2 separate regions of the Homo sapiens genome follow, and region 1 is linked to region 2. Evidence: chromatin contacts called from ENCODE Hi-C or POLR2A ChIA-PET data. All regions are on one chromosome and are shown on one strand. Each heading gives the region's core, a stretch centred on a gene start or an enhancer-like site at or near the end of the contact. The rest is flanking DNA. Distances are from core to core; before and after follow the strand shown.

Region 1 (5,171 bases), core at 2,656-5,155, 300 kb after region 2:
GGATATGATTCCTCTTGACATGTGAATTATCAGTAAATGTCTGATGGTACCATTTTTATCTTGATGAAGTTAAAAAACAAAACAAAACAAAAAAACCTCTAAGTAATTGTTATGACAGAGGCCCAGAAAATACAGTGTCATCAATCCCAAGGTTTCTTTATGCTAGATTGAAGGAAACATGCCTTTCCAGCCTAATCTCGTCATAATTTGCTCAAAGGAAGGAGCATTCACAATTGAGCATCTGGAGGAGTTTTTCTCCTGGGGCTTGCAGGACCCAAATCCACACCCTATGATACCAGCCATGGGCACAGAATAATGGGCACAGACCTTAAGAAAGAGCATCCACTTTGTGTCCCTGACTTCAGCAAACACGTTTGAACGATGCAGATCTAAACATACATCTGGAATGACTGGCTATTTATTTGGACACACCGATCAACACATAGATACATGCTTCCAAGATTTGTTTCTTTTTTGAGATGGAGTCTCGCTCTGCTGCCCAAGCTAGAGTACAGTGGCGTGATCTTGGCTCGCTGCAATCTCCGCCTCCCGGATTCAAGCAATTCTCCTGCCTCAGCCTCCCGAGTAGCTGGGATTACAGGCACATACCACCACACCCAGCTTTTTTTTTTTTTTTTTTAATTTTTAGTAGAGACGGAGTTTCACCATGTTGGCTAGGCTGGTTTTGAACTCCTGACCTCAGCCTCAGAACTCCATCCACCTTGGCCTCCCAAAGTGTTGGGATTACAGGCTTGAGCCACCGGGCCCAGCCCTGAGATATCTTTTAAGTCAATCCTTTGTGCTATCTTTAACCATACAACTCTTAGGCCTTGTGCCTTAATTTCTACAAGTTCCTCTTGAATAGCCTTCATTGGGTTAGTTTTTAAGTCCTTGGTCATTTTCCTCACCATTTTCAGTACAAAACCTTCCAAGTTTACATATCTGACTGGTAGAGTCTACCATGAGGTCTGTCTTGAGACCTTATGTTTCTACTTTTTATCTCTGACTCTTTCCCAAAGAAAATTGTCAACACTTTAATTTATATATTTATCTCTGAGCATCAGTTTCCTCATCTGTAAAGTGAGGATAGTACTAGTGCCTATTTAATAGATTTTGTTGTAAAGATGAAGTCGGTTAATAGAGGCAAAGATCTAAGGATAGCTCCTGGCATACAACAAGCACTGAATACGTGTTCAACTTCATTCTTGCTCTCCTCCTGTTGCTTGGGAAGCAGGTAAAATACTGTTTCAAATTTATCTGGAATGATTTGGAGACGTTAATAGAGAAATATAGGATACATCTCAGTTAAGCATCGTGGCTGTAACCGAGTCTAGATCAGAGGTCAGCAAAGTATGACCTACAGGGCAAATCTATCCTGCTGACTGTAAATAAAGTTTTACTGGAACACAGTCACCGTCGCATCCTTTGATGAATTCATGACACAACTACAGAGTTGAGTAGTCACAACAGAGGTTATGAACTGAAAAACCTTAACTACTTACTATCTGTCCCTTTACAAAAAAAGTTCCCGACTCCTGATATTTTTCTTTAAGTTCTAGACAGGATCCTGAAAAGTTGCATTTGAATGGTGGTTTTGTAAAACACTACTATTTGCAATGTAAAGAGACATTTATGTTGTTTTTCAACTTTCTCAGGAAGAAAAGCCAACACTAGACCTTTGAAAAGAAGAAGAAAAAGAGGTAAATAGAAGTGATCGATATGTTTTTCATAATTAAACATTTAATATTTAATATTCTGTACTGTGAGTAACAAGTCAGTTTTCTTAATTGGCATATGGAGCTAGTACTGGAGCCTTAACGTTGACCAGCAGTTCATTTTAAGACCCTCAATACCTGCTTCAGTGGAATCAGATCCCCAGTGTCCCAGTCAACCCCTCATGCAGGGTTCCCTGAGCAATGTGCACGTTCTTTTTTGTTGATTGATTGATTAATACGTAATAGATAGAAATACTTGGGGGTACATGTGACAATTTGATACTTTCGTATAATCAAATCAGAGTTATTGGGATATCCATCACTTTAAATATTTACCTTTTTTGATGCCAGGAACATTCAGATTATTCTCTTTTAGCTATTTTGAGATGTATAATCAATTCATGTTAACTATAATCACCCTATTGATCTATTGAAAACACCAGGTTTTATTTCTTCTATCTAACTGTATATCTGAATGCTTCGTCAATCTCTCTTTATCCCTCCTCTCTCAATGTGCAGTTTCTTCTAGAACCCCCCACACCAAGCTTCCCTTTTAGCGTCGGAGAAAGCTCAAGTGAAAAAGTGAAGCAAAGCAGTTGGCAAAGAGGGAGACAGATGCCACCCCGAAAGGTGCCCCATTAGGTGCCACTCTGCCATCCTGCCCTCTGTCCCCTCAGTCAATGCCTGGAATGGGGAGATGAGGCTAAAATTTGAGAGTTTGTTTTAACACAACATCAAAGCAATATGAGTGGAAATCTCCCTTCAAAACATCAGGAGGAAAATCATTGTGTGATAGGTGGATATGACCAACCAGCTTGAAAGTTGAGATCCTACCACATGCCAGGATGTTGTGTCATATTTTAGAGGGTGGAATGGAGGACAACAGTATCTACAGCTATCTAATGTGCCATGAAAGAAGGACTTTGAAATGTAACTGATTCATGGGGGAAATACCTCCAATACATTTTGAATTATAAAAGAAAGCTCTCAAGACAGGTGGGGAGGGACAATGCACAGTTGTAAAAGTAGATGGAATGGAAAAAAAAATGCTTCCTTGCAGGTCCAAGAATTCCCAAAGATGAAAATATTAATTTTAAACAATCTGAACTTCCTGTGACCTGTGGTGAGGTGAAGGGCACTCTATATAAGGAGCGATTCAAACAAGGTGAGTTTACTGGTCCATCTACGATTTTCAGCTGGAAAATATCCACACAGATAGCATACTGTTTAGGAGTAGACACTTGCCTTTGAGGTTCTGCAAAACCAGCCCCAGGCTTGAAGATTTGCTAGGAGCTTTCCTAGGACTTGGGACATCATCACATTTACAGCTAGGGTTTATGAGAGAAGCATGCAAAACATACCATAGGGAAAATGCACATGGGGTGAAATTCAGAGACAACCAAAAGCAAGCTTCCAGGAGTCCTCTCCCAGTGGAGTCATGCAGGACTCATTTAATTACTGCAGCAACAAATTGTGACAACACATGTAAAATGTTGTCTACCAGGGAAACCAGCCTGAGTTTAGGAGTCCAGGGTTTTTACCAGTCACATAGGTGCCCTCTGCCTAGCACATACCAAAATTCCAGATTCCCAGAAGGAAAGCGGGTGTTCAGCATAAACCATATCATTTGCGCAAACAGTTTAGGCACAGTGAGCCCTCTTCTTCATTTATGGTTATAGATAAATGCAATTTATTTACATATGTCTGAAAATAATACATCAGGATCGGTAGTTCCCAGATTACACAACATTTTAACAAGATTTCTTTGGATAGGCTATCTCAAATTTATTCTTGTAAGAGAATATAAATAAATTGCATTTGTTTATAACCATAAATAAGAGGGATTTATCTCTAAAGGGCTTTATCTTTATGGATAAACAATATGTTTATCCACATTGTTTATTATGAACAGTTTAGCCCACAGTGAGTTCTGGGAATGATAGAACTCTCCTAAAATCCAAATTCCTAAATGCCAGTGGCCAAACTTGCATATGGACAATGGCCAACCTTGCATATAGGCCCTCTAAGGAAAGTCTCAGGCCCACTCTGTTAACTCTGTTTTGCACAACAATGACATTTTCACACTTTCAAAATTCATAAAACATTAACCTATGAGGCCATCTCCTCTTACCCTATGTGAAAGGCCCACAAGACATCCAACTAGCACCCACTACAAGGGCAAGCACCTCAGTACTTGGGTGGAAAATGTACACATCTGAGAATCTCAGCAGTAACTTTCACGCCCCATTTCCCATAACATCTGTTTAGCCTTCTGCTAAATGGTAAGATCACAGGGTTTAGAATCAGAAGACCTGCATTCAAGTTTCAGCTATACCAAGAGTGTCTGATTCATCTACAGCCAGGTGCTCGGTCTCTCTAACCTTGAACTTCCTTCTCTACAAAATCAGAACAATAATATAACTTGCCTCACTGTATTATTATGAGAAAAAAATAAAAAAACAGACATAAAATACTTTGCAAGTTACAATTGTTAAATTACAGAACTAATGTTCATCTGTCATGGTTGACACCTCCCCACAACATAGTTCTTTGAGCACCAACAAATATAAATGTTTGCCCCATGACTATGTTGCATAAGCATAATTTAACTTCTCCCACTATATAACATTTCCATAATTACTTTTAATATAAAATAGCCATGAGTTCAAAATATGAAACATAATTGATTGTACCACATGTACAACATGGTACAAGACAAGGCAGATGTGGCTGTAGTAACAGCTTCCACATGGCCACTTGGGGACCCAAGAGCATGGTAGAGGGCTTTATGCCTTCATCCACCTCTCTGAAATTCAGGCTGACTCTATATCAGGTCTCAGAGAAGGGAGGAGGAAGAATTCTGCTCATTCTTTAGGGCCATTCTTTGCACCCACCCCCACCTTTGGAATATAGCAAAATACGTTGAAAAGGTAAATGTTGGTAGTAATATTTCTTCTCATTGCATGATGGTCAAAGAAATGTACACACATGACAGAGAGAACCCTTCATCTCTGTTCCTTCAGGCTGGGTATGAAGCCCCTGATATCTGACAGGAAAATTCAGACTTTACTGCTACGATCCTAAGCCCAAAGTGGGTGGCCCCAGACCCCAGCATGGGGGGAGGCCAAGTTCAGGTGTTTTCACAGTTGGGGAGCTCACTTTGCCTTGGTCTTACAGGAACCTCAAAGAAGTGTATACAGAGTGAGGATAAAAAGTGGTTCACTCCCAGGGAATTTGAAATTGAAGGAGACCGCGGAGCATCCAAGAACTGGAAGCTAAGTATACGCTGCGGTGGATATACCCTGAAAGTCCTGATGGAGGTATTCTAGTGACAGATGGCTGAAACCAAGGATTTAGCTGTCATGCTTCACTAACACCAAGCTTTAGCAGAATTTCTCAGTGCCCAGAAATTCATCATGACTTCCTCTGCCCAGGTCTCCATGCATATGTTATTAC
Region 2 (4,835 bases), core at 1,014-3,513:
GCTGATAAGCTGGTTGTGAATATCAGTAAAGAATTATTTTCCCTGACCAGATACCTTGTGTTCCTGCAGCACTCATATATATAAGGAGATACCAATGCAAGTGGAGTAACATCTTAGACCCTTTACAGTTCTTGACAAAACACACATCTATACACAGCTGCATAGATGGCTAGCAGAAACCTCTAAAGGAACAGGTCAATAATTGAACTCTAAGAGTTATCCCCCAATATATTTGCATCTTCCCTCAGCAATGGGCATTACCACTTACTTGTTCAAGCCAGAAATTGAAGAGTGGGCCTTGATTTTTCTCTTTCTCATCTGTAGCTAATAATATGTCAAATCCTGTCAACAATACCTGCAAAACTGATCTTGAATTGGCACTCTTCTCTGCATCTCCACTGTCAGATCTGAATCCAAGCCACCAAGAACTCTCATGGCATCTGCCCCAAAATGGCTGCCCTGCCTCCATTCTTTCCCAGCTCCAACTCATTCTTTACACCGTAGCAAAATTGAGCTTACATTGTGTCACTTCACTGACTAAATCTCTTCAATGGCTTCCCATTGCATTTAGAATAAAATTCAACCCTCCACAGCTTGACCTACAAGCCCTGCATGAGCTGTTTCCAGCCTCCAGCTTCCTCTTGTACTCTCATCTTACCTCCTGGGAGGCTTTTTTTCTTATGTCTCCTTTTTGGAGTTGACCAGATACATCTTTTTCTTTTCTTTCCTAAAAAGAAAGGATAATGTTTTATAGTTACAAACATTGATCTCCCAATCTTGTATGTCAATGATATTCAGCTTTTACTTTTGGTCTTCAAACCACATTGCTAGAAGTTCATTGGTGACCTTAGGTGATGGTACTTCAGGGAGTAATAGGGGAAGAAGGACTCTAAAATGACAGAGGAAAAGGAGAAACGAAGAAATAGAGACAGGGAGTTTAGGTAGCTCATTTCTAGAAGTTTGGTTGTGAAATGAAGGAGAGAGATATGGAAGTAGTTGAAGTGAGATGAGAATCAAGAAAAAGCATTTTTTAATGAGCTGTGATACATGTAATGCAGATTCTTGTGTGAGACATACTGCTTTAATGAATACTTGAGAGAGAAGGGATCATGGATACTATAAGATGAGGCAGAAGGATTGTCTTAGAAGAGAAGGAGGGAACTCGGAGAGGAGGGAGACAGATGTAGTTAGGGTTTGTAGGACTAGCAGCACAAATAAGGGGATTCTCATCTGATATCTCCTTATGGTGCAGGAGGGAAAGTCACTGATTGAGCAAAAAGCAGGAGGTGAGGGGGTCAGAGGTTTGAAAAATAGGGCTTGAGGTTTGAAAGGATTATTGCAGGAAGTAGCATTGTCACACAGTAAGGAGAGATGATTTGTGCTGGAACCATGAAGACCAGTGAGTGCACTCTGCCCTGCTGTGGAACTCTCTCCAGCACTGCTGGCTTTCAGATGCAGTGTACAGGAAGTAGGTAAGTAGGGTCTTCCAAGACTTGCCAGAGAGTTCTAGGAAAAGGCAGAGAGGAAAGGCAGGTTTAAGATAATGGCAATAGATTACTGAAATGATGAATCTTGGACTGTGAGTTAGTGTCAATGTTAAAAAGCTGGGAAGCAAAGAAAAGCAGATGATGGCTTGGAAGGAGGAAAGGCCAGTGGACTGGTGATCCAAATGAGGTTGAAGGACAACTTCAGAGGAAACAACAAATAAATAAGCACAGAAAAATATATTTTTGATTCTTTTTCTTTTGTTAGGATTGGGCTGGGAAAGAGTGATCAGAGGTTGAATGATAGCTATAAAAGGAGAAAAGCTCAAGGACAGGTATCAAAAAAGGAATTCTGAAATTAACTGTTGGGAAATCGAGCCAGGTTTGAATGACGATAGGGTCTATAGCTTGCCTTTGGGTATGGGAGGCCAAGAATTGGTGGAGGAAAAAGTCATGGAAAATGAGAAGATGAAGGATTTGAGGGGCCAGAGTATTGGATAACAGAGTTGTCTGTTATCCGTGTGTACCCTGAAGGCATCTAGGATGATGCTGGGACTTGAAATGACAGAAAAGCAGCTTTTGAAAGGATTATTGGGGAAATTATTGGATGATATTGATGATGAGTGAGTGAACATTTTAATTGAATGGTTAAGACTCAAAGGAGAGGATCAGGGAGGAAGGGGCTGGATGGGGCCAGTAGGCAGCAAAGGACAGACATCTAACCTGTCTCTCACCATGAGGTGTGAGTGATGGATGGCAGAGAATGCCTAGCCATGTCTTAAGAGGAAGTGGGTTCCTCTCTGGGGAACCAACTTTCAGTTAAAGAGGGAAGTGCAATTAACACTCTAAGAAGTTGTGAATATAGGAGATTGATTTTTTCAGAACAGGCAATTCCAATGGCATATTTCAATACCCCCAAATGCCTTCTGGTTTCCTGATAATTTTCATAAAGGCCTTTTTGGAAGATGCAGCAAATGGAAACTGCAGAAACGAACTGTGTGTGGCATCAGGACTGTGGTCACATAGTGGTGCTCTTGACAAGATACAGTCAGAAAAACAGAAAGCAACTCTGAATTCACCCTTCTGACCTCTACAGAAGAAAGGCTTTTCTTACCTTTCTTGTCTGAAGGTGTGCTGGACACCTCCTGGGGCTCTTCTGGGTCATTTGGTTCTGGAGAATTATCTCTTATCTCTGACAAAAGAAATATAAGTCATTTCAGAGCTCAGATCCAGTGAAGAGAAAGTGCTGAGGGAAGTCAATGCAAGAACTAGAAAAGTAGAAAGTACATGCAGCCCAGGGCCGGGAATCTGCTTGCCCTAAGAATTCCCTGGCTCTGTCTTGATTTTTGCCAACTTGTGGTTATTGTTACCTGTGCGACCATCACAGGGAACTAGGGCACAACTGCCCCACAGCAGAGGCTCAGTCTGATCCTTTTAGAGAGATTATCTTATGGATGGAAGAGAAGTGAGTGAAGAAGGTGCAATGAATGGAAATTGCAGGAATAAACTGTGCTGGGTATCATGACTATAGTCACATGGTTTCTGCTCCCAGCAGCCCCTGCTCAAGGAATGAAGCTGAGAGCGGAAAGTGGTGATATTGAAATCTGATGTCCATGATGAAGGGGAATGTCTTTGCTGTATGAAAAATACATCTTATTGCTTTGACGTCTATGTGTGGATATTCTTTAACTGCTCTATCTGTGGTTATTTTACTTGGAGAAATAGTGGAGAAGGCTAAATGCCTTATATATTTCTGTATATAAGGATTGTTTGAAGAAAGCAGGAGCTAGCCTGTGCTTGCTAGCACCTGTTAACAGCAAAGACATATAAAGCTCTGCTAGTTTTTGCTGCACAAAGAAAGACAGAGAACTTGAAGCCATAACAAATAAAGGCTCATCTCACATGAAGCTGTCACCTTTTTCTTTACACACTGCATTGAGATTGGTCTCAAATGCTGGCCTGCTTAGGAATAGGTGACTGAGGCAGGTGGCAAGCAGTCATTAGATCTTTGGAATAATTTATTACCTTTCAAGTTATATTCATAATATCAACTCTTAAACTCCAAGTGATATAGAAATGACCAGGGTTGAAAGTGAAAATTCCCCACAGTCAGGTGGGGGCTTGGAAGGAGGACCATCCATGTCTGCTGCAGCAATTCACTATTAGGGCCACACAGTGTTTTTGTTCATTTGCTTTGCATTTTGACAGAGCCGTTTTGAGCACTACTTTATTGAAGTGGCCTCAGAAGAGTGGCTCTGTCAAACAGTCCAGCCTGACTCAGTTCCCTTGCTTTCCCCTGGGGTTCCTGCCACAACCCTTTGTGGCAGGTGAATGTTTCCCTTTCAGGCGCTTTGTGGCATTTGGAGTCCAAACCTACAGGCACTGGTGGGGCTCTGTCCATCATCATCCGTGGCCCTATCCAAGTCTACCTTTTCCAGACTTGCCTCCTTTGCCCTCCCCCAGGGACTCTGTATCCATTCAGAGGTCGGGTCTCCTGCCTGTTCAAGCTCCCAAGTGCTGGGTGAACTGGAAGCTGGGCCAAGATTGCTGAGAGGCAGGAGGAGAGCCCCCTCTCTAGAAGATCCGAATGGCTTTTCCTCTTAGTAAACACAGAAACAAAGGCAAGCTTTTAGGTTGACCAAACCAAGATTACCTGGCATAGAGCCCAAGGGAGAGTGGGGCATCTCTTGAGGGTCTTCTTTATCTCTTATTTGGGGGATCAGGTTGTCACTGGCCACTGAATGGAGGAAGAAAAAGTTTTAGATCTCAGGAACAGCAAGCAGGGACCAGAATGAGGAGAAAAGAGAATGCTCTATTCCAACAAGTAAAAATGACGGGGTAACAGCAACCAAGGCCTGGGAAAGGATGGCATAGAGTGGGAAAGTAAGCAACCATTCACTCTCAATTAGCCACTTGTTCTTCCATTGCTGTTAGCTTCCTGATTATGTTAACCTTTTTGGATGGTAGGTATTAGAGGAGTGGATGCAATATTATTTGGATCGAAGAGGACCCCTCTTCTCAGTACTGGAGAGCTCAGAATCCATGGTATCATTTTTGACAATGCCCAATATCATACCATTCTTACGTTTAATGTAATCAAACTCCATTATGATGATGGTTTGGGGAGGACAAGTGATACAATTTGAGAAGCTAAATATTAGGTCTAGCAGACCTTTAAACATTTTATCATCTTTTCTAGTAATTTTGATAACATTGTTCTTAGAATCCAAACCATATAAAAATGAAGAATGTTGAAACTCTAAGGCCCCCATAATCAGGTGGGGGTGAGGAATCAGCTAAGGGTCACTAGTGTGAGTGTTACGCAGGTTACTTGTCAATTCAGAATGGTGT

Evidence for each region. A loop is a pair of places that touch in the nucleus more often than their neighbours do. ChIA-PET counts read pairs that join two places held with the same protein, here RNA polymerase II (POLR2A). Pooled maps may share reads with other maps.
Region 1: a map with no recorded cell type shows a loop between it and region 2 (2.2-fold over the local background). The contact joins two enhancer-like sites. A Hi-C loop is called at or near these places in 2 of 37 single-sample maps with no recorded cell type and 2 of 50 pooled maps. POLR2A ChIA-PET finds 5 or more read pairs at or near these places in 1 of 52 experiments (T-cell).

Annotation. Positions count from the first base shown.
Region 1 is chr2:230,501,411-230,506,581 of GRCh38, forward strand. SP100 (SP100 nuclear antigen) reads left to right here. Exons shown (of 29, transcript NM_001080391.2): 20 at 1,656-1,700; 21 at 2,776-2,880; 22 at 4,893-5,035. The region is part of intron 2 of LOC101928816 (a long non-coding RNA gene); the gene reads right to left. Among named protein-coding and RNA genes, the nearest start is that of SP100, 88 kb to the left of the region's middle. RefSeq lists an enhancer at 3,708-3,877. Within about 2 kb of position 3,906, at least 2 of the 41 ENCODE cell types and tissues checked have a DNase peak (open chromatin) inside an H3K27ac peak, as active enhancers do.
Region 2 is chr2:230,207,333-230,212,167 of GRCh38, forward strand. SP110 (SP110 nuclear body protein) reads right to left here. Exons shown (of 19, transcript NM_080424.4): 6 at 4,138-4,221; 7 at 2,599-2,676; 8 at 659-727. It also overlaps a transcript of SP140 not described here. Among named protein-coding and RNA genes, the nearest start is that of SP110, 10 kb to the right of the region's middle. Within about 2 kb of position 2,264, at least 2 of the 41 ENCODE cell types and tissues checked have a DNase peak (open chromatin) inside an H3K27ac peak, as active enhancers do.